2 separate regions of the Homo sapiens genome follow, and region 2 is linked to region 1. A link is a loop called in an ENCODE intact Hi-C map of the cell type or tissue named here. Cell type or tissue: HCT116. All regions are shown on one strand. Each heading gives the region's core, and the rest is flanking DNA. Links, peaks and the distances in the headings are about the cores only.

Evidence for each region. A loop is a pair of places that touch in the nucleus more often than their neighbours do. Peaks named below come from ENCODE experiments on the same cell type or tissue, not always from the same donor. Only the 100,000 strongest peaks of a DNase experiment are listed, where the experiment ranks them.
Region 2: it touches region 1 in a loop (3.0-fold over the local background); 2 of 110 quality-filtered maps call a loop at or near these places.

The regions. Positions count from the first base shown.
Region 1 is chr2:112,953,502-112,963,904 of GRCh38, forward strand. No RefSeq gene overlaps it. Among named protein-coding and RNA genes, the nearest start is that of IL36G, 19 kb to the right of the region's middle. RefSeq lists a silencer at 5,554-5,603. In HCT116, for the core only: CTCF peaks have their summits at 5,527 (motif pointing left), 5,737 and 6,950 (motif pointing right); a DNase peak (open chromatin) is centred at 5,470.
Region 2 is chr2:113,403,889-113,414,291 of GRCh38, forward strand. All of the region lies in intron 2 of LINC02966 (long intergenic non-protein coding RNA 2966), which reads left to right. It also overlaps LOC124907873. Among named protein-coding and RNA genes, the nearest start is that of ZNG1B, 29 kb to the right of the region's middle. RefSeq lists a silencer at 2,434-2,483. In HCT116, for the core only: a CTCF peak has its summit at 4,014 (motif pointing left); a DNase peak (open chromatin) is centred at 4,043; H3K27me3 peaks cover 779 bases.

The sequences.
Region 1 (10,403 bases), core at 1,028-9,027:
CATGCTGGGCTAATTTTTATATTTTTAGTAGAGATGAGGTCTCACCATGTTGACCAGGCTGGTCTTGAACTCCTGACCTCCGGGTGAGCCACCCACCTTGGCCTCCCAGAGTGCTGGGATTACAGGCATGAGCCAATGTGCCCGGCCTTATAGGTCATATTTTACTGCTTCTTTGATGGCCTAGAAAATTTCAATTGAATGCTAGACATTGTGAATTTTACCTTGTTGGGTGCTAGATATTATTTTTGTGTTTCTAGATATTAATATTTTGTGTTTTTATAACTAGTCGAGCTGTGTGCTGGGATGTGATTAGGTTACTTGAATACAGTTTGATCCTTTCAGATTTTCTTTCAAGATGGGTTAGGCGGGAACAGAACAGCATTTATCCCTCTACTAAGGCAAGACACTGTGTACTCTACCAATGCTCCATGAAATATGAAGTTTTCCCACCTGACTGGTGAAAACTGCTCCTGGCCCTGTGTGAGTACTGGGACTTTCCTGTCTCTCTTTAATGTGCTTATGCTCTTCTCTACCTTCTTTAACATATAAAATAAATTAATCATAACCATTTAATGTCTGCTAATTTTATCATATGTATACTTTCTAGGCCTGTTTCTGTTGATTGCTTTTTCTTTTCATTATGAATAATATTTTCCCGCCAATTTTCAAGGCTGGTAATTTTTTAATGGATGCCAGACATTTTGAATTTAACCTTGCTGGGTTTGATCATATTTTAATATTTATTTAAATGTTCTTGAATTTTTTTCTGGGACACAGTTAAATTACTTGGACACGGTTTCATTCTTTTGAGGCTTCCCTCAAAGCTTTGTTAGGCATGTCCAGACAAAGCGGGCAGGCTTTAGTCTCAGTTAATTTGAACTTATTATTGAGGAAATATTCGTTTGAGTACTCCATATGCGTTACAAGGTTGTTCCACTCTGGCTGGTGGAAACATAAATGATTCCTGTCTTTGGGTGAGCTTTGGACATCATTCCTTCTGTTCTTTTCCACATATTGAGTAATATCCTTACATGTATGCACTGATCGGTACTCAGCTAGTGACGTCAGGGCAATCTTCTGCGGGTCTCTGGAGCTCTCGCTGTCTCTCTGTAAAGCTCTCTTTTTCCCTACAACTGTCTCCTCTCTGATACTCTTGCCTACATATCTGTGTTAGTGTTCCTAAATTTTCAACTTGGTTTTCTCAACTCAGGTGAACGCCAGTCTCTGTTGGGTTCTGCTTCTTTGTGCTGCAGCTATGCCCTTACTATGCCCCTTAGTAAACTGGGGCAATTCTAAGACTCAGCTCATTTCACCGCTTTTCTCAGACACGACTATCTAGTGCTGTCTGTTATCCAATGTGTAACAAACAATGCTTTGTATATTTTGTCTGATTCCTAAGTTGTTTAATGCGGAAGGGTGTATCTGAATCTTGTACTTCATCTTGGCTGGAAGTGGACAGAAGTCAATCTAGCCTTTGACTTTTGCCACCTATGTAAGAGTCCACAAATAATAGCATAGTGTTTAAGAGCATGGGCTCTGGTTACTAATTTGAGTATCATTCCTTTTTATTTATGTAACCTCTCCTTAATCTGTACCATGGAGCTAATAATTATATCTCTTCACATAATTATGACAGGGAGCATTTGAGTCAACTCCTAAAAACATAATTAGCCTAGTGCCAGACCCACAGGAAGTACCCAACACATGTCAGCTTTTATTAATAATTAAGCACTTTTACATGAGTGCTCTGGATATTTTTCAAAAAGCATCTTAATATTTTGGTGGATTTCTGAAATGCCATTACTGGGCCAATGCTTGGCTGTTTTAAATTTTTTTCTAGTCTCTTGTCCTTGGATCTTTCAAATCTGTAGCTATTAATACATGGCAGGCAGCCCTGCACACCTATGGCCACATTTCCACCTGTTCCCTGCAGCCAAGGAGAGGCCACATTAGTGCATCCACTGACTGTGCTCCTGATTAGGAGGGAAGGGGGCAGGTGATCCATGGAAGGACAGGGGCTAGAAAATCAAGTGTGAAACTCAGAGCCTTAAGCGAGTTTGTCAGCTTGGTCAATGGAAGATAATCCTCTGGTGGTTCCCAGCCCAGGCTATACATCAGAGTCACCCAGGAGGCATGCCATTGGACAGCAATCCCATTCTAGGAAAGTCTGATTCAGCTGTAAGAGGCAGAATCCTAGGATCTGTACCCTTTAAGCACCCTAGATGACAGCCAGGTTTGCCTTCTAACAATTCCTCACACCTGGTAGCACCTTGGATCTCTGTCCCCCAAACCCCATCTCAGGATCACCAGGCAAACTTTGAGAAATAGCAGTCCTGAAGCTCCATTCTCAGGGATTCGGGTGAACAAGTGCTATAGGTGATTCTGAAGAGCAGCTTGAGTTGACATCCATTTGTATAGGACAGAGTTTCTCAGGCTTTAACTTGCATCAGAATCACCTGGAGGACCTGTTGAAATAGATTGCAGGGCCCCATTCCCAGAGTTTCTAATTCATACATAGCTCTGGAGGACCTGATAATTTACATTTCAAACAAGCTTCCAGTGATGCTGATGTGCTAGACTGGTGGACGGCACTTTGAGAATGACTGGTTTGGAGTTTCAGAGTTCACAAGGCACTTGTACCTTCATTTTCTCTGTTAACCCTGAAGTCAAGCCTGCAAGGAGCCACAATGAGCCCTGACTTACGGGAGCAAGAGATAGAGGCTTAGGTGAAGTCACTTACCCAAGCTTTTCAGTCCTTCAGCCAAGAACCGTCTCACACTGACTGGGCGTGACAGCATCCTGGTGCAAGGAACTCAGCTTAAGGTGCTAACACTGCAGGTGGCTGTGGATGAACTCGGCCCTGTTACCTGTCACCAGATAATCCAGAAATCTGCTTTCTCCCAGAAACTCAAGCTAGGAAATTCTCCAGATTATCCTATTGGTGAATGTGGCTAAATCCTGGCCACCTTCCCAAGGAGTCTGTACTGCCGCTCCTGGTAGGTTCCACCCAAACCCTCCTGGGCCCCTTGAATCCTCTTCTCTGTCCCAGCCCATACCAGAGGCTCATTCATCCTTCATGCAGTTAATAGGGTGCGTTGGAGCCTCACTCTGTGCACCCTGGTCCAGGAATATCTGCCCTGTTTGCATATCTGGAGCCTTCAATGCAGCCAACACTGGCTCACTCTGAGAGGTGAGAGAATCACTGCTGTGCCCCGGCCCAAGTGGAGGAGGGTGGGGAAGGGAGGGCAGGACCCAGGGAGATTTCATGCAGCGGTGAACATTTAAATTTAATGATCCTCCTCAGTTTTGAAGTCCATTGGCCAGGAGTCTGTGTATTGTTTTTGTAAGTGTGTGTGCTATGTTGTAGGAGGAAGGAATATGACTTTCCTCAGACTTACACTCTTGCTGCTGCTATCTGTCTTTGAAAATGGGGACAAAATTGATTATTTTCTTTATCCTTGTTTGCATCAATCACCCAGGCCATCGTCATCTCTTGCACTGTAATTTTGATATGGCTTTTTGCATCTTCTGCTCCAATTCCATCCACTCCTCTCCACCTCCAGGGGCTCTTTCAGGGTGTCTCTGGAATGCTTGGTTCATCCTCAGCATGTTTCTGCACCTCTTTAACCCTTCCCTTCACCCTCCTGCTCTTACTGAAACCTGGCTCTGCCTGAGAATACTGCTTTATCTCAGTCCTTTCCAGGGGTGGCTGTCTTTTTTCCTCCCTTAACCCTTATGTCACAGGGCCCAGGGATGGAGTAAGGTCCTCCTCGATGCTTCCAGATCATTCTTCCTCCTCCAATTCACTGCTGTAGCTCCAACTCCCGCCGCCCTCTAGTGTGTCCTCTTAATGGCAGTCATTCACCATCTTCCTGTCCCTCCCCTTCATTTCTTGGATGGTGACTGTCACTTTGCTGCAACAGAACCCTGTCCCAATCCTTGATGGTTCAATACACACATAGACATTCTTTTTAACAGGGCGGCCTCTCAGGTCTTTAATTTTCTTCCCTCCAATAACCTTGTGATGATCCCCCAGCTTAGCCACTTACTGCCAGATCATTACCAGTAACTCCAGCCCCTCCTTAATTCTAGTTTCTAATATCCTAATCTGTGACCTCACATTCCAACTTCTTCATTCTTATCCCCTGAGTCAAAAAATCCTTTGATCCATGCAATCCATTAAGTCATCTACCTTTTCACCATTCTTCGCCCCACTAGGGTTCTCATTCCTTTATTACCCAGATGAAATTCCAAGGCCTGTTGGAATCACTCCCTTGCAGCCACTGTCAATACTTCTGCCCCTTTTACTTCATCACCCTTATGTGGCAAAACCACAGCCCTGGTTGAGTCCAGCCTTACCCCTGCTCTGTGCCAGCACCCGCACACGCATGGCTGATGGAGGTTGGAAAAATCCACACATGCACAGGGCCCTGTATGTCAATATACGTTTCCAACCTCCAGCCTTGCATATGCCTCAGTGCTGCCTGGCAACACATTATATGTTTTCCTTAGTTCCTTCAGTCTCCTGGGTTCCTAGGTGAGTATCTCACACATTCTTCTCTCTCTGCAAACCTCCAACACCTCCACGTCACTTTCAACTGATGACTTTGTTTCCTATTTCACTTGAAACACAGAGGCAAACATAAACAAATCCCACCCACTGCCACCACTCTGCCCATCTGCCAGCATGGCACCCCCCAATCTAGGCCTTTCCTGCTGTCACTTGGGGTGGGCTGACTATACTCCATCCAAGTCCTTTTTACTTATGCACTCGTATCGTACCCTCTCACCTGCTCAGGACGTGCCTCTAGCAAGTCCTCTCATGCTCCGGCAACATCATGGTTCCTCTTCAGCAGACCAGTTATACTGGCACAAAGCATGCAGCTGTTCCTCCCATCTCCACCACCCTCTCCATCTCTTTCTCACGTTGCTCTATCCTTAATTATAGCAAAACCCATAGGAAGTGTTATAGAGACCCCCCTTTCTGTAATTTCTCCTGTTCTATTTTAAACTTGCCCCCAAAGTACACTTACCAAAGTGGCTGTAGTCTCCGCCACTGCACCTAAACTTCCCTTGCTGAGGTCATCACCAGCCTGCACGTGGCCAAACCCACTGCTGTCTCTGCTCTCCTCTTATTTGACTTTTGAGTCATGTGAGCACATAAATGATCCAAACGGCAACACTCCTAAGAAATGGTTGTACCTGGACAAGAGGCATAAATTGGGGCCGTCTTAGGAAAGCAGATATACAGCCATCCTACCTTTAGGCACTCACTGTTGGATGCAATTGGTCACTCTTCCTTGGGACCTTTCCGCCATTGGCTCCACTATACGCACTCTCCTGGTTTCCTCCCCTCTAGCCGCTGTCTTTGGTCTCCTTTCTGATTTTGCTGCGTCCTCTGTCCCCTGAATGATTGCTTCTCCACTACGGGGTGATTTTGCTCCCCAGGGGACATTTGGCAATATCTGGAGAGGTCTATGGTTGTGTTTGAGGGTGTTGCTACTGCCATCTAGTGGGGAGAGGCTAGAGATGCTGTTAATGCCCAGGACAGTCCCCATAACACAGAATTATTCAGCTCAAAATATCCATGGTGCCAAGATCAAGAAACCCTGCTCAAATATTAGCATGTGCTGAAGGCCCTTCTCTTTCCTTTAGCAATATCTGCCTCCTTAGGGATCTTTTCTAGTCTCAGTGGTTTAACATTTAAAATCCCAAATTAGGCAATAAATTGGGCCCCAAACTTCGTTAGTATAAAATGTAGAACTGTGTTATTAGAAGGCTAATAAAATGACCTGGTGAGCATCTGCAGCTAGCCTCTGAGCAATTCTGGGGACCACGTGCAAGATAAATCCATCTGTTCCCTCTCTGTAATGTGGCGCTACCTTGTGGCCGATTTTTCCTCGGGTTAAATATCTCTGGGGATGCAACTTGTCGTGGTTAATGGCTGTGTGAGGCCAGCGCGTGGTGATAAAGGAATCAATCAAGACAATATTGAATTTAGAAAGGCAGATTTATTTAGAGAAAAGGAGAGATACGTTGCAAGGGAGCAATGGGCAATACAGCAGAGGGAAGGCTGTCTGCAAAGAGGCAAGGGCTACGTATGACGTAGGGCTGCTTAGGCTGAATGCTTGCAGACAAGATGCTTGCGTGCAGGTGGGCTGTGAGCTGAGTGCTTGGGTGCTAGTGAGCCATTGGCAGCTGACCCTATTTCTTGGAACATTCGCTCCCTGCAAGCATTTTAATGTTAAACCGCCAGGTCAGTTTGAATTTTCTTTTTTCTTTTTTTTTTTTTTTTTTTGCCTTTAGTAGGACCTGCCGTTGTGAGACTATCTGAGGTAAATTAGACACCCTCCTGGTTTAAGTCACCGCTCCAGTGACTAGGCAGGGAGCTCTTCCTTGAAGAGGGTGTGGGCAGTGGGTACTTTGCATGTTGTCCACACCAGGCGAGCTGCTGCTTCAGGGCCTTTGCATTTGCTCTTTTCTTTGCCCAAAATGCACTTCTCTCACTGTTCACATGATTTTTCTCCCTCTTTTCCTTTTAGTCTTTGCTTAAATATCACCTTCTAGGGAGGCCTTCCCACACCACCTCTTCAAGATTTGAGGGTATGCACCCCCACCCCTAGCCTTCTTATCCCTCTCCACTGCTTTCTTCTCAAAGCACTTGTTACGTTCAAATAAAATAGATTAGTTACTTTATAGTTCTAATTTTACTATTTTTTGTTTACTTCATCAATACCCATGTAATCTCTGGAAGGAACGTTTCTTTTTGTAGTGTATTTCTAGCACCTAGAACAGTACTTGGCACATGGCAGGTGTTCAAAAGTATTTGTTGATTATTTTCTCAAAGGGCATGGAGTCTTAGAAGTTTGAGAACACAGTTCTAAGCACAGCTGTTTAGAGACTATGGATGATGCTAATGGCTGTATTCCCAGTAGGTGGGGCAATTCTCAAATTGACCTGGAATCCTTGAGATCTGGGGACAGTCACCAAGCACTGGGCTCTGTGGGGAGAGATGTGCTGGTTTTTAGAGAGGAGAATAGCATCCTGGGGGACTTGGCCCCAGGGCTTTCCTGTCCCAATCTCTTCCCAACTGAGTCCCAGAGGCAGGAGGCCTTGTCTGTAGCTGGTCAGTCCTGTAACTGTTTCCCTCCCATCTACACAGATGCAAAGAAGGCTGAGAAAAGCAAGCTGTCAGGTGAGCAGGGGCCCTGACTCCTCCCCAGAAGGCACTCAGAACTTCCATAGGGCAACTGGAAAGAAGGTTCTACTTCCTCACCGGCAGCTGTTGCTGGGGAAAAAACCAGCCTCAGGCCCTACCCTGTGCTGAGAACCTGAATCCAGTATCAGGTTCTCCAACAAACTTGGATCCAGCTGACCCTCACAAGGGGTCAGATGCAACCTTGTAGCATATGGAAAATGGCAGCAAGGTCCTTGTGTGGACTATGCCTAGAATCTAAATTAAGACAAGGCCTCAGAGGGGCTAAGTGACATCTGTCTCCAAAGTTTCACAGCTAGTGTGTGACTAAATCTTGATTCCACCCTCTCAGGTTTTACCATAATCCCAAAAAAGGTTGAAACAAGAAAAGTTATCTTTGGGCAATTACCTCTTTCTGTTCCTTGCTTTACCTACTAATGTTCTAGGCTCACCCTCTGGTCTGCAATCTCACTGAACTGACAGATCCCTCATGGCCTAAAGGGTTTTCACACTGGGTTGACTAGGCTCTCCCATTGCCTGTCCTACTGTCTAAGGCACCTCCTGGGTAGGGTGCCCAGCGTCATTCTGATGCTGCCTGACTTTCCTTCCAGCTACTTTTGAAACTTGGTATCCATGGCAGAGGCTTAAAGGGCATGTTCCAGGTACTTTTATTTCCAAATTCCCCAGTGGCATCAAGGAAATCAGCATCTCTGGATAGCTCTACTAAGGCTTAGTTCTCATTGTCCAATCTAGCTCCTGGGTCATGGGAGGCATTCAGGAAATATTTGAGTGTAAGAGTGAGTTGCTTTACCTCCAGAATATCCTTCCAATGGCTCTGAAGCAGGCTGTGGAGTCCTGCTGGCTGATCACAGTTCACAGGTGGCTCCCAAACCTGTGGTCTACATCCATCCTTTGTCAGTGTCACTGCCATTGTCCCACAAATGTCATTTGGGCCTAGCCCCTGGGATAGTAATCAGTCTTTACATAGATATACATTGTGCTTTACATCCACAGTAATTCTGAGTGGACCTTAAAATAAATTCCATGTCAGGTCTCACCAGCCCATGGGTTACAGATGGGGTTACCTTTCAGCCTTGTAAGGTGCCCCGTCTTTGAGTGTAGACATGGACTCACAACGAGTCCACTCCTGCTGTTCCTCTGCTCTTGCTGAGGCTTCTGCTGCTGCTGCTGCTGCTTTGCAGAGGCTGGCCAGCTGTGGTGCCTGAGGCACCTGTGTCTTCACAGCACCAACTTGCATGGTGGCCACGGTGTAGTTGGAAAGGGATGCTTAGATGGGAGGCCAATGGGAGCTGCTTCAGGAGGCAAATCCAAGTCACAGAGATCGAGTCACCGAGAGCATAGTAAACTCAAAATCCCTTCTTCTGCTTAATAACTGAGATGCTGTCACTGGGTTAACCTCACCAAGCCTTGTTTTGTCTTCACTTAGAGTGATTTCTGTCTTAGAAGGCTCCTCATATCCTTCTGGGGAAGGCTTCTAGTGAGTCCACAGATAGCTGGACCAGGCATGTCCAGAAATAATCTGATTCTCACATTTGAGTTAGCCAGCGTTCCCAGCTATATCCCCATTTTGTGTCTATATAAGTTACCAAAGCCCACAAGGATATTAGGTGGCTCCTTAGTTTGCTTTATGATTATGCCTTGTGTGTGTGTGTGTGTGAGTGTGTACGCCTATGAGGATTCCTTCTCTCCCGTTCTTGCTATGGCTTCTCTTCCCCACTGATGGGCTGTAGTTCCCTGTCCTTTTGACTTTGGGCTTAGTCATGTGACTTTTTTGCCAAGGGAATGTGGGCAGAAGTAACTGGGAGCCAGTCCCAAGCTAAGGCCTTGGGAAGCATGGTGAGCCTATGCCAGCTCCCTCAGAACTCCTTCCCTTGGCCATGAAGAGAGAATAACCTGGATTGTACCTTCAGCCCATGTCCTAGAATACAAACATGGAGAATAATGAACTTGACTCAAAGGCTGAAGGGCAGCTGAGCCCACATGAGGTCAATTGAACTGCAGCTACCTACAGACCTGAAAGTGAAATAAACATGTATAAGTCTCTGACGTTTGGGGTTTGTTTACATAGCATTATTGTAGCAGAAACTTAAATAATACTGGGGGCTAAATATAGTGGACCAGTGACAGCACAGAATGGTAAAATGGAGTGATTGTTACTTACATCACAACCCTTCATCTCTGTTGATGGACACTAAAATCAAAGTGGCAATTACTCAGAGTTGGGAGTCATTGAGTTGCATCATTGTTGTTTAGAATCATTGACAGTTTGAGCTCTAAGTGATTACAGAGATGGTTTCCTCAGCTACAGGTAAATAAACAAAGGCACAGAGAAGTAAAGTGACTTCTAGAGGGCTTCATTGATATTTAGCAGCAGAATCAGAGCTAAACAATGAGTCTCTCATCTCCAGCCTTTCTATTCTTGTTTCCTAGGTTGGGATTTTGGGAAATAGTGCAGAGAGATTAGCAGTAGTGACATGGAACAATGTGAGCCTCAGCTTCCATCCCTGAGGCTGCCTTCATCTGCCAGGGAAATGTCTCTGTGTGCAGCCTTGCCCTCTGCACACAGTGTGTATGGCCACCTGAATAAGTGTCCTTTCATAGCGACTAATGGATTGAAATGGGTGCTAGAGCAGTGCTTCTAAAAACTCCATGTATTAATCATCTAGGGGTCTTACCAAAAACGCATGCAGATTCTGATTCAGTAGGTCTGGAGTGGGGCTTGACATTCTGCACTTGTAACACATGGACCACACTTTGAGTAGCAATGTATTAGATCATTCCAGTGGAAACATGTATGAGTGATGGAATGAACAGATATAATTAATCCAGGTCTGGTAAGTGAGGTACTGATACATATTAAGTTGAAGTGAATTTCACATCAAAAATAATGGTTACACAGTGACTTTTACTGCCCCCAAATTCTTTCCTTTTGAGTGGTTTCAAAGTGAACTGAGCCAGCCAGGTTAAGTCCCTGGTTTAGTGTGTGATTAGAAGATTTGATCCAGCTTTCTCCTCCTTCTAATTCTTTAAATATGCAATGGCCTTCTAGAAACTTGTCTCTCAGGCTCCCCATGAGCCACCTGTCTTAATATCTTCCCCCCCAGGACATTTCCTGGGTCAAGGAAGGAATCAGGGACTAGGAAAAGTAGAAAGGTTGCCTGACAGTGAGAAACTTTTTGCACTCCTA
Region 2 (10,403 bases), core at 848-8,847, 450 kb after region 1:
AGGCTCATTCCAAGCCCTGTGGTCTGCCATGCGTGCAGGCAGGGCTGCCTTTCTCAGAGAGAGCAGTGAGGGGCAGAGATGGGAATGGGGAACCAGCAGAAGCACAGTGAAAGAAAAAGGCCTGGATGCAGACATGGACAGATGCATCCATCCAGAAAAAAGCACCTGTACTTTCCCCCTGGAGTTGCATCCCTCTGGAATGGTGTTTCCTGGCAAGTCAGTTGCAAGAGAAGGGATCTGGGAAATAACATCTCAGGATATGCTGCATTTGTGTGGTGCTTATTTCAAACTGAAAGCATTTAGAAAACATCAATTGGACAAAGGCTCTTTTCCTACATCAGTTACTCCAGAAGGAAGCCAACTGTCATGAAAACCCTCCCTGGGAATGGCCGGGCGCGGTGGCTCACGCCTGTAATCCCAGCACTTTGGGAGGCCGAGGCTGGAAGATCACGAGGTCGGGAGATCGAGACCATCCTGGCTAACACAGTGAAACCCCATATTTACTAAAAATACAAAAAATTAGCCGGGCGAGGTAGCGGGAGCCTGTAGTCCCAGCTACTCAGGAGGCTGAGGCAGGAGAATGGCGTGAACCCGGGAGACGGAGCCTGCAGTGAGCCGAGATCGCACCCCTGCACTCCAGCCTGGGGGACAGCGAGACCCCGTCTCAAAAAAAAAAAAAAAAAAAAAGAAAACCCTCCCTGGGAATGTTGATCTATCAGGGAATATTAACATGCACTAGGAGTTAAATTCAAAAGAGATTGGAAGTTGATTTCATCCAGTCAGGCTATTAACTATTCTTTTGAGGATCCATTTATTTTATTTTACATCATTTACTCTCCCTAGGTTGGTTACAGTCCCCACCTCCCTCTCCCCGATAAAGGATGTATAAGCACCTGGACCTCACTGGGTTATCTGGGTAATCTCTCTCCTCTGATATTTTCCTCTGCATGTTAAATACATTTGTTTGCCTTTTTCTCCTATTATGTGTCTTTTGTCCATTCATTTTAAGCAAACTTTAGAGGGCAAAATCAAACTTTGACATTTCACCCTACGCAAGCAAGTTTCCTTAAAATTCAGGCCCCTGAATGGGCAGCAGGAGGGTGTGTGCAGATGCTACACCAGAGTGATTTGGCCACTTCTACTCAGGAATCAGTAATACTCCCCAGAACCCCAGGCTGCAGGCCACTGATGCTGATGTAGGTGGATCCACTTCCTCTGTTGCTGAACCAGGCTGAGATGATGTGAGATATAATGAGTCCGAATCTGCGTCCAGTTTTATCCAAATCCAAGTGATTTCTCCATATATGTGGGCATTTGCTTGATAGGAGATGGAGACTCTCTTTCCTGGATGTCAGACAGGAGGCTGGCATCTTGGTCAGAATGTCCCCTCTTACTGCTAAACAGTGAAAGAGGAAAGTGGCATTGATAGTGCAAGGCAGGGACATGCACTGAGCAGCAGCTGCCCTCACTAGGAGAGAGGGTTCACTGTCCTGATCTTTCCCAAGTTCTCTCCTTTATGTGTTCTCCAGAAATCCAGACTCCAGAGCACCCAGGGACAGGCTGGTGGGCAGTGCAACTCAGAACATTACTCAGTGGATATGGTATTGGTCTTCTTACTTTAGAGACAATTGATCCTTAGGTAATTTCAAGTTTATCTTAATCCATGCTCCTATAATTGGAGGAAGAAACAAGTAACTTTTTTTTGAAGTAATCAGATCCGGCATCACTAGTCAGCGCTTCCTGCTGATAAACCCTGGGGAACATACCCAATGACAGAAAAGGAGGTATAATATAGAGATCCCCAAAGCAAAAATAAGATGCAGCTCATATAATCTCTGGGCATTATTGAGGTCTATAGGTTTGCATAAATGTGCAACTGTAAGTGGTACACACATTAAGGACTTATAGCACCATCTTTGTGCACCTGCAGTGAATTGCTTGACCTTACACTGATAATAAGAATGGTTTAAGGTTATTATAGAATACTTACAAATATATTTAGCATTATCTTGATATTTTTCCTTTTTTTTTAAGAAGGAACAATTACACACTCACAGAAATGTAACTATACCACAAAGTACCCCCCTCCCTTTCAGAGTATTTTTAAGACCTGCTGATTCCACACTCTAAAAACTTTACTTTGAGTTTCCTACAGAGAACAATTTCTCCCAAATAATCCCCATACGCCAATGGAATACATTACTCCCTCAAGTACTCAGCAGTATTTCAAATTTCGACAATTATCAAAAAATATTCTTTGTTTCAAATTGACCCCCAGCAAGAAACAGATTAAAGACAAATCTGTGTTGCCCTGGTCCGACCTGAGATCCTGAGGACACTGTCCTTGTGCTGAGTTACTGAGATGAGCCAGCCCTGCAGCTGTGCCCAGTGGGCCCCATCCCCTGCTGATTTGCATGTTCCCAGAGCCCAGCCCCCTCCCTGCCCTGAAGACTTTTTTATAGGCTGGTCACACCCTGTGCAGGAGTCAGTCCCAGCCAGGACACAGCATGGAAATGAGGGTCCCCGCTCAGCTCCTGGGGCTCCTGCTGCTCTGGCTCCGAGGTAAGGAAGGAGAACACTAGGAATTTACTCAGCCAGTGTATTCGGTACTGGCTGGATTTTCAGGGAGGGCTTCTCATAACGTGATTGATTGTGTGGATGTTTGTTTTTATGCTTCCAACCTCAGGTGCCAGATGTGACATCCAGGTGACCCAGTCTCCATCTTCCCTGTCTGCGTCTGTAGGAGACAGAGTCACCATCACCTGCCGGGCAAGTCAGGGCATTAGCAATGGGTTATCCTGGTATCAGCAGAAACCAGGGCAAGCCCCTACGCTCCTGATCTATGCTGCATCCAGTTTGCAGTCGGGGGTCCCATCTCGGTTCAGTGGCAGTGGATCTGGGACAGATTTCACTCTCACCATCAGCAGCCTGCAGCCTGAAGATGTTGCAACTTATTACTGTCTACAGGATTATACTACCCCATTCACAGTGTTACAAGCCATAACAAAAACCCCCCAGAGAAGCAGATGTGTGAGTCTGCACTGTCCTAGCTACTCCTCCTGGTGCCTCCATCTGCTGAGAACATTTCCCAAATTGCATCCACACTTTGAAGTTTCTGTAGAAAGTGACATGAAGCCTCCTCTATACCTTAACTATCTTTCCTTCACGGCATCCCCAGCGGCACAGACAGGGCAAACCCTCTCCTGATTGCATTAAGAACAGAGATGATTACACCTACGAAGTCTGAGTTATGGTGTGAGTTGGAATTAATATCATAAAGGAGACACCACTCTTGGAATTCCAAGTAGAATTTTTCTTCTAAAAACAGGAATGAGAGTCTAAACTACAGTCTTTAAAAGTCTTGATGGCATGAGAATGAAGATGCAAATGCAAAAAAGAGGGATTCTCTGGATCTCGCCATGAATCCAGAATGTATCTGCCACTTCAGAAGGTATAATTGCCAATCATGTGGTCCTCAGACATGTCTGGGAAGCCCAGGTTTGGGGCTGCTGATGCTCTCTGCCTGGAGAACCTGCCTGATTTTCTAAGGCACCTGCTTAACTGTTGACCAGCAAGGGTCCTGTTCCAAAGAGACCTAGCCAAAGAGAATGATCAGAGTAAAAGGCCAATTCCTTCCAATGCCTTCCTGGCCCCATTTTCCCTGAATCCTCCCTGTTAATTATAAAAACTCTTTCATGGCTCTTACCTCAGACTCACCGGGCTCCCAACTCTCGGGTTTCCTAGTTCTGCCCTAAACAAGCCTCACACTGTCCTGCCCTTGGAGCTTTACTCTCACTGCTCCCTCAGGGGTGAGGCTTTTCCCCAGACCCTTGGGTTCCTTCCCTCACTCCCAAAGCCAACCCTGTGCTTCCCATCTTAATGATCCCTCTGTATGTGTTCATAGGACACCCTACTCCATGCTTTTGTCAGAAGCACTTTTCGCCTTCTGACTTATGATATAATTTATTTACTTATGATTTTACACTTGATAGGCTGACTCCCTCTAGTGGAATTTGAGCTTCATGGGATCAGGGGCCATTGTCTATTATTTGCATTGCTGCATCCCAGTGTAATGGGAGTACCTGGCAAGCAGTAGGTGCTCAGAGTGGGGCACTCTTCCCAGGAGTCTGCATGTCTAGAAGTCTGGGAGGATTGTAAAGAGTGGATTAAACTGCTTGTTATATGGACAATGTTCCCTTTTCCTTTTTTTTATTCATTTTACTTACCCAGTCTTTAGGAAATAAGGAAAATTACAATTCTCAGAACTTATATACTTTGTCTCAAGTGGTATTTTAGGTTGTATTTCCTGAAAACATACAATAATAATACAACATTATCATACTTAATTGATTATATTATACTAATATGTAATGACATGTAATATGTACTATGTAAGTTATAACAATAGTAGATTTATTGACTTTCCATTTAAAAGACAAAACTTACCAGATTATATCAGGAGTCAGATAATTGATATTTCAGGTTTGTTGGCAAAGAAAGAAAACTGAATACATTACTTAGATACATACATAAGAAAGAAAACACATTTTCACTATTGTTATTAATAATTTTAAATGGAATGTGATTTAAAGAGCTTCTCAGCCTGTTCAGGGGAACCTCACTCACCACTACATGTTCACAACTCTGAGGAAAACAAGAAAACCCCAGATAAGATTCTTGTTTCCATCAGTGGTGTGAACAGAGGTTTTCAAAACTGTTAAAAGGAAAAGAGTCTGAGTCTGTGTGAAAGGCTGTGTTGTGCAGAGTGGAGTGCTCTATAGAAGAGAAGATACCACCCCCATTTTTCCTGGCCAGGTGGATGCACCATCATCTGTCTGCAGGGAGTGGAATCACACAATGATGAGTCTGAGCCTGGAGTCTGCTTATCTTTGCAGCTGTGGTCACTCATGCACCCACAGTGCTTGGCCTAACAAAGTGATGTCCTTTACTAGTTCTTCCAAAGAATGGAACGTTTTCAGGGCTCATAGAAAAGATGTCTAAGCTGCGAAGGAAAAGTGTGTATAGAAGATGAATTTCTGATCAATGACTTCAGCCAGGTGCAATCATGCAGCAAGGAAGATGAATGGGCATGTTGCAGGAAGAAAGAGAAAAAGAAACCATAGGTTTTTATTTTTTCTTTCAAGAGATTTGTACTAAACACCATCTGTCTGAGCCTAGGTTATTGGTGAGGTAGGAGGACAGGGATTAAATTGTGAGTCCAGAGAGGAGAAGGTCTACCCCCATGCTAAGTCAATAGCCTTTCTGACTTGACCACCTGGGCAGGGGCTTCTCAATGAAAAGAAGAGGAGGCAGGTGGTCTCTGTAGCTGGAAGCTCCGCACCTTCCCATGCTTCTTTGCATGTTCCTCCCAGCCACGCTGGTGTCCGGAGCCCATATCAATGCCTAGGTCAGACCTCAGGGGAAGAGCTACTCAATTAGGACCCAGAAAGATTCATGGAAGCCCCAGCTCAGCTTCTCTGTCTCCTGTTACTCTAGCTCCCAGGTGAGAGGAAGAGGAGATGGCCCTGCACTGAAACTCTCTCAACCTTCTTGGTTCCTCTGACCTGGCATCAATACCTTCTTTCCACATCCTCCCAAGCAGCAGCCACTGTTGTGCGGCCTGGGAAGGGGTTGCCTCCCAGCCCCAACTCTGCATCATCACAGATCCAGGCTCCAGGACCTCATCCTGTGTTGGCAACTCAGACCCTGAGCCATTTCCATGTGGACCAGCCCCACCCCAGGCCCAGAGCTGCTGTCACTACAAGTGCACCCACACTCCAGAGCCTGGCCCTGAGGCTGCTCTGGAAATTGCCTAAGACATAACATAAATGGAGAATGTACAGCAACACAGTAGAGTGAAATGCAGAGAATAACCACACAGAAAGCATCTCTGGGAGATGGCACACCTGAGAGACCTGAGAAATATTGAAAATGTGTCAAGAGTAATGAAACACATTAGTCTATAAGATCAAAAAAATGGAACTTATCCAGGATAAACATCAAGACATGCATCACTATACAGATTATAGTTCAAATGCTAAATCACATACAAAGAGAAAATCTCAAGTGTATTAAAAAAAACTGGTTCATTATACCAGGGAAACAGTAATAAAACCTCGATTAACTGTTTATGGGACCAATAGAGGCAAGAAGACAGTGAGATTACATACTTACATGCTGGGTGGAGGGCACTCAACCAAGGATTCATTATCCAGTGAAAATATGCTTCAAAAATAAAGGTAAAGTAAAAACACTTATTTATGAACAAAATGAAGAGAAATGATTTCTTGTAGATATGCTCTATATATATTCAAGAGGCAATTTTTCAGAATCACAGGAAATGAGAGCAGATAGTAAGTTGAATGCACAGAAATAAATGAAGATTTCATAAATAGTAAAGAAAAGAGCAAGATGCAAGAAAAACAAAAGAAAAACAGCATCTGTGATACTAATCTTTTAGAAAATTATTACACTGCTAATAAAATGTGAAGTGTGGATTCATGCCACTGAGCTTAGGTTATTGCCTCCACTATTTTTGAAATGCTAGTGCCCATGATGTCCTGATGCAGGAACTCATCTCTTAACAAAACAATACAGCCATATACAGAAAAAATAAGGTCCTTTTTCACCCATTCTGGTGTAGGGTAGCTCAATCAATTAAAAGAAATTGCAAAGGCTATATGCTATGGTTTGGGTGTTTGTCCTCTCCAAACCTCATGTTGAAATATGATTCCCAGTATTGAAGGTGGGGCCTAATGGGAGGTGTTTGGATCATGAGGACAGATCCCTCTTGAATAAATTAATTCTGTCTCTTGGAGGTGAGTCCTTACTCAGTTCCCATGAGAGCTGGTTGTCACAAAGAGCTGGTATCTCCCCATCTTCTTGCTTCCTCTCTCTCCATGTGATCTCTGCACATACCAGCTCTCCTTCACCTTCTACCATGAGTGGACACAGCCTGAGGGCCTCACCAGAAGCTGAATAGATGCTGGCACCAGGCTTCCCGTATAGCCCGCAGAACCATGAGCTAAATAGACCTCTTTTCTTAATAAATTACCCAGCCTCAGGTATTCCTTTATAGCCACACAAAAGGACTAAGACACCCTATCACTGGAGTCCACTCAGACTACCAGGTGAGATAAATCCAGGAGCTTCCAGGTTCTTTGTTCTTGATTCTGGCAATGGGTCCAAATAAAAGACAATGAAAGGATATGCTATTGGCTACTTTGTCATTTCGTCTTCCTGCTTCCTACCTAATGACCTGAATGCACATGTGCTCCCGCTGTCAGTCTCCCCACTGTGAACAACTCTCCTTTCTCTTTACGAACCTCCTCTGCCCTGGGCAGGCTGGTGACCACACTGCTCTGGGCCAGATACTGTGCCCAGTACAGAGAGGAGGTGCACGAGGAAATGATAAGGCACATCTCTGCTTTGGAGAATCTCATTGCCCAAGAAGACATATAGACAAGTAAACCAGTTACAGAAATAATGGTTAAGGTACACTGGTGGGACGAAGAAGGGACGAATCAGTTTTGCCTAAGATTGGAGGATGCTGGGCAAAAAAGGCTTCAGAGAAGAGGAGGTATTTGGAGAGTGCATTGAAGGTTGAATAGAAGGTTTAGAGAATCAGAATTTGCCTAGTGTACAGAAAGAAAAATTGAAAGGCAGTGGACGGCCATCAGTAGAAGGGTGTGAGGCACAAGTTATTGAGGTACATGAAGAGACTGACAGTCATGATCCTTATGAAGCATTAGTTGAAGGGTCACAGAGGTACGCATAAGTATACCAATGGTAATGCTGCTGGAAGAGTAGCCAGGGGACTGGAGAAAAGAAGGCACCATGTTATGTGCTGGGACCTCATTCATTCTTCATGTCATAAGGAGCCAATTCTTCTCTGGACTTTTCCACATTCCATGCAAAGTCTGTCTGGCTTCCTGTCCATTTACTTTCTGGTCATTCAAGGCCTACCACTGTCCGGTGTCCAGTTGCTCCTCACATGCAGATGGAAAACCTGGGCCAGGTCAAAGTCTGAAGACCTAGAGAACTGGGCAGAGCTCTGGGCAGTGTGGGATCTGCCCACACCTCTCAGAGAGAGGAACTGAGGTGGTTGTTCTGAGAGGCAGTGAGCAGGGAGACCCCGAAGCCAAAGGCTGGCAGGATCCAGCAGGGCAGAGGCCAGCAGGGGAATTCAGGGAAGAGCCTCAGGGCTGACAATGGGGACACCTGACTACAGTCAAGGGGATTCAAAGCACAGCCTGGAACCTGGAGGAATCCCCTGGAACATGGACACAGAAATGCGGACAGCTGAAGCCATGACCTTGACCACAGGTAGGGAGCTTGCAGTTAGGGACAGGAGCCAACTTTACTTAGACATAACTCAAATTCATTTCATTTCTGAAGGAAATGAAATTTCCTTCATTTTCACCTGGTTGGAATTTATTGCTCTCTCCTTAATGGTGCATAGCACCTTGTTTATTTATGCTTTGAGTAATTGTAATATGCCTTGTTTTATAGTATTTTTATACATTTCTACTTCAACTCTTGATTATAAATTTGTTAAGGCAGGGAATATCTATCTATCTGTCTATCTTATCTATCTATCATCTACACACACTAATGGTATTTTAGCTATAGCATACATAAATACATAGGTACATTTTGTTGAATTGAAATTAAGTGAATTAATCCCATCCTCTTTCAGAATAGAAATTATGTTTTCTGGGAGCTAGAAACTATTGTGAGAGATGTTAGTATTGTTGAAATTTAAAAGGGGCTGTCCAGTTCAGTTGTGGCCTGGTGTGTACTGAATGACATCCAAATTCTAAGTAAGTGGAATTGCTATCAGATCTGAAATAAATTAGCCATGCTCGTGAGAAGATGTAGAGTGAGGAATTCCTTCCACAAATGCTCTGTTTATCTGATTATTGGTTAGCCAGTGATTTCCTGTCATCCACAAAAAAAGAGGAAATAGTAAGAGAAAAGTAAATACTAGGTGAAGTGCTTTGAGCCAAAGGGAGTCCATATAAGAAGTGATGGATGGCTCTGTTGGGATCCCGGCAGTAGTGCATGATGATGTTGTTGTATAAATACGTCAGCTCCTTTAACCCTCGGGGGACCCTGAAGCATGTGTTTTTCATGGGCCCCTAGCGTGCTCATGCGGGATTAAGTTTCAGTTGCCTACTGTGGTAATTGGCTTGAGAAGCCTATCTTTATTAATTTTCTCCTCTTCCTTGTCTTATTTCTCTTCTCCCCTACCTGTGTTCTCTTCATTCCCTTCCTCCCTACAAAATAAACTATGTGAGTTTGAATTCTTGTTTCAGGATTCAAGTTTGCTCCTGGGGAACCAAATTAAGACTAAAGAATATGTATTCTCTTTCTTCTCATTTGGCGTTGAGACATTTTAAAGCCTCAACAATTTTCCCTATATAAGCAGTTCCAATTATTTGTGCCTGACTTATAAAAAGTAGGTAATGAGAAAATTAAGGCTTGCAGACAAATCTTACACAATTGCAGCAGAATATCTCAGAAATGTGCCCAATTCTGAGACAGAAAGAAAAGAAAAAAAATCCCACATCTTTATTATGGTTTCCCAATGCCTCTTCAAAGCGCATTAAGTAGGTGTAATCCTCGCCCCTCCCATACGATAGTGGGCAGACCCCATGACTTTTACTAGCCAAGATAATAATCAAAACTCCACCTTATCTTTAATGGCAAACCTTCCTCCAGTTGGAGTGTGCTTTGGGCTGTCCACCGGTGGTGGGAAAGAGAGGAAAGGAGGTATGGTCGGTGTCTTCTCTCCACTTTGTGCCATTTCTCTTTTCTTCTCCCATCTCAGCTGGCCCACCATTTCTGACCTCTTGCTGTTGGAGGAATGCTAAGGAACAAGAAAGCTCTTACAGAATGGACACTGATGTAATCTGGTTTTGCACATTCTATGCCTGGTGGTTGTTCAAAACTGACGCTTTTCCTGGGGCTTGCTTGGGTCCTTTGGAAGACTGTTCCCAGAAGACTTCTCTCCTACAGGTCATCGTACCTGGTTCATGCATCTCTAGTTGCATGCGTTCTTGGTGTTTACTTGTGACACATTTGTAGCCCCCGTCTAGCTTCCTGCTGGTAGGGCCCTCCGCTCTCTAAGTGATTGTACTGGACAGAACCCCAAATGACCCTTGGCTGGATCTCTCCCACATGGCACACATCTGCTCTACTGAAAATGCTCATGACTTTCCTGGCCCGAGAAGCCTTGCTGATTCCAATACCACCTTACCCTGGTGCCCCAGGCTACTTTAGCATCGTTGGGCCAGAGTCAGGCAGCATCCTCTGGGTCTCCCAGCTCCATTTAAGTTCATGAAAATGGTCATTTAAGCTTTCTGAAAGGTGTCTTAAGAAGCCTTGTTAGAAGTAGCAGC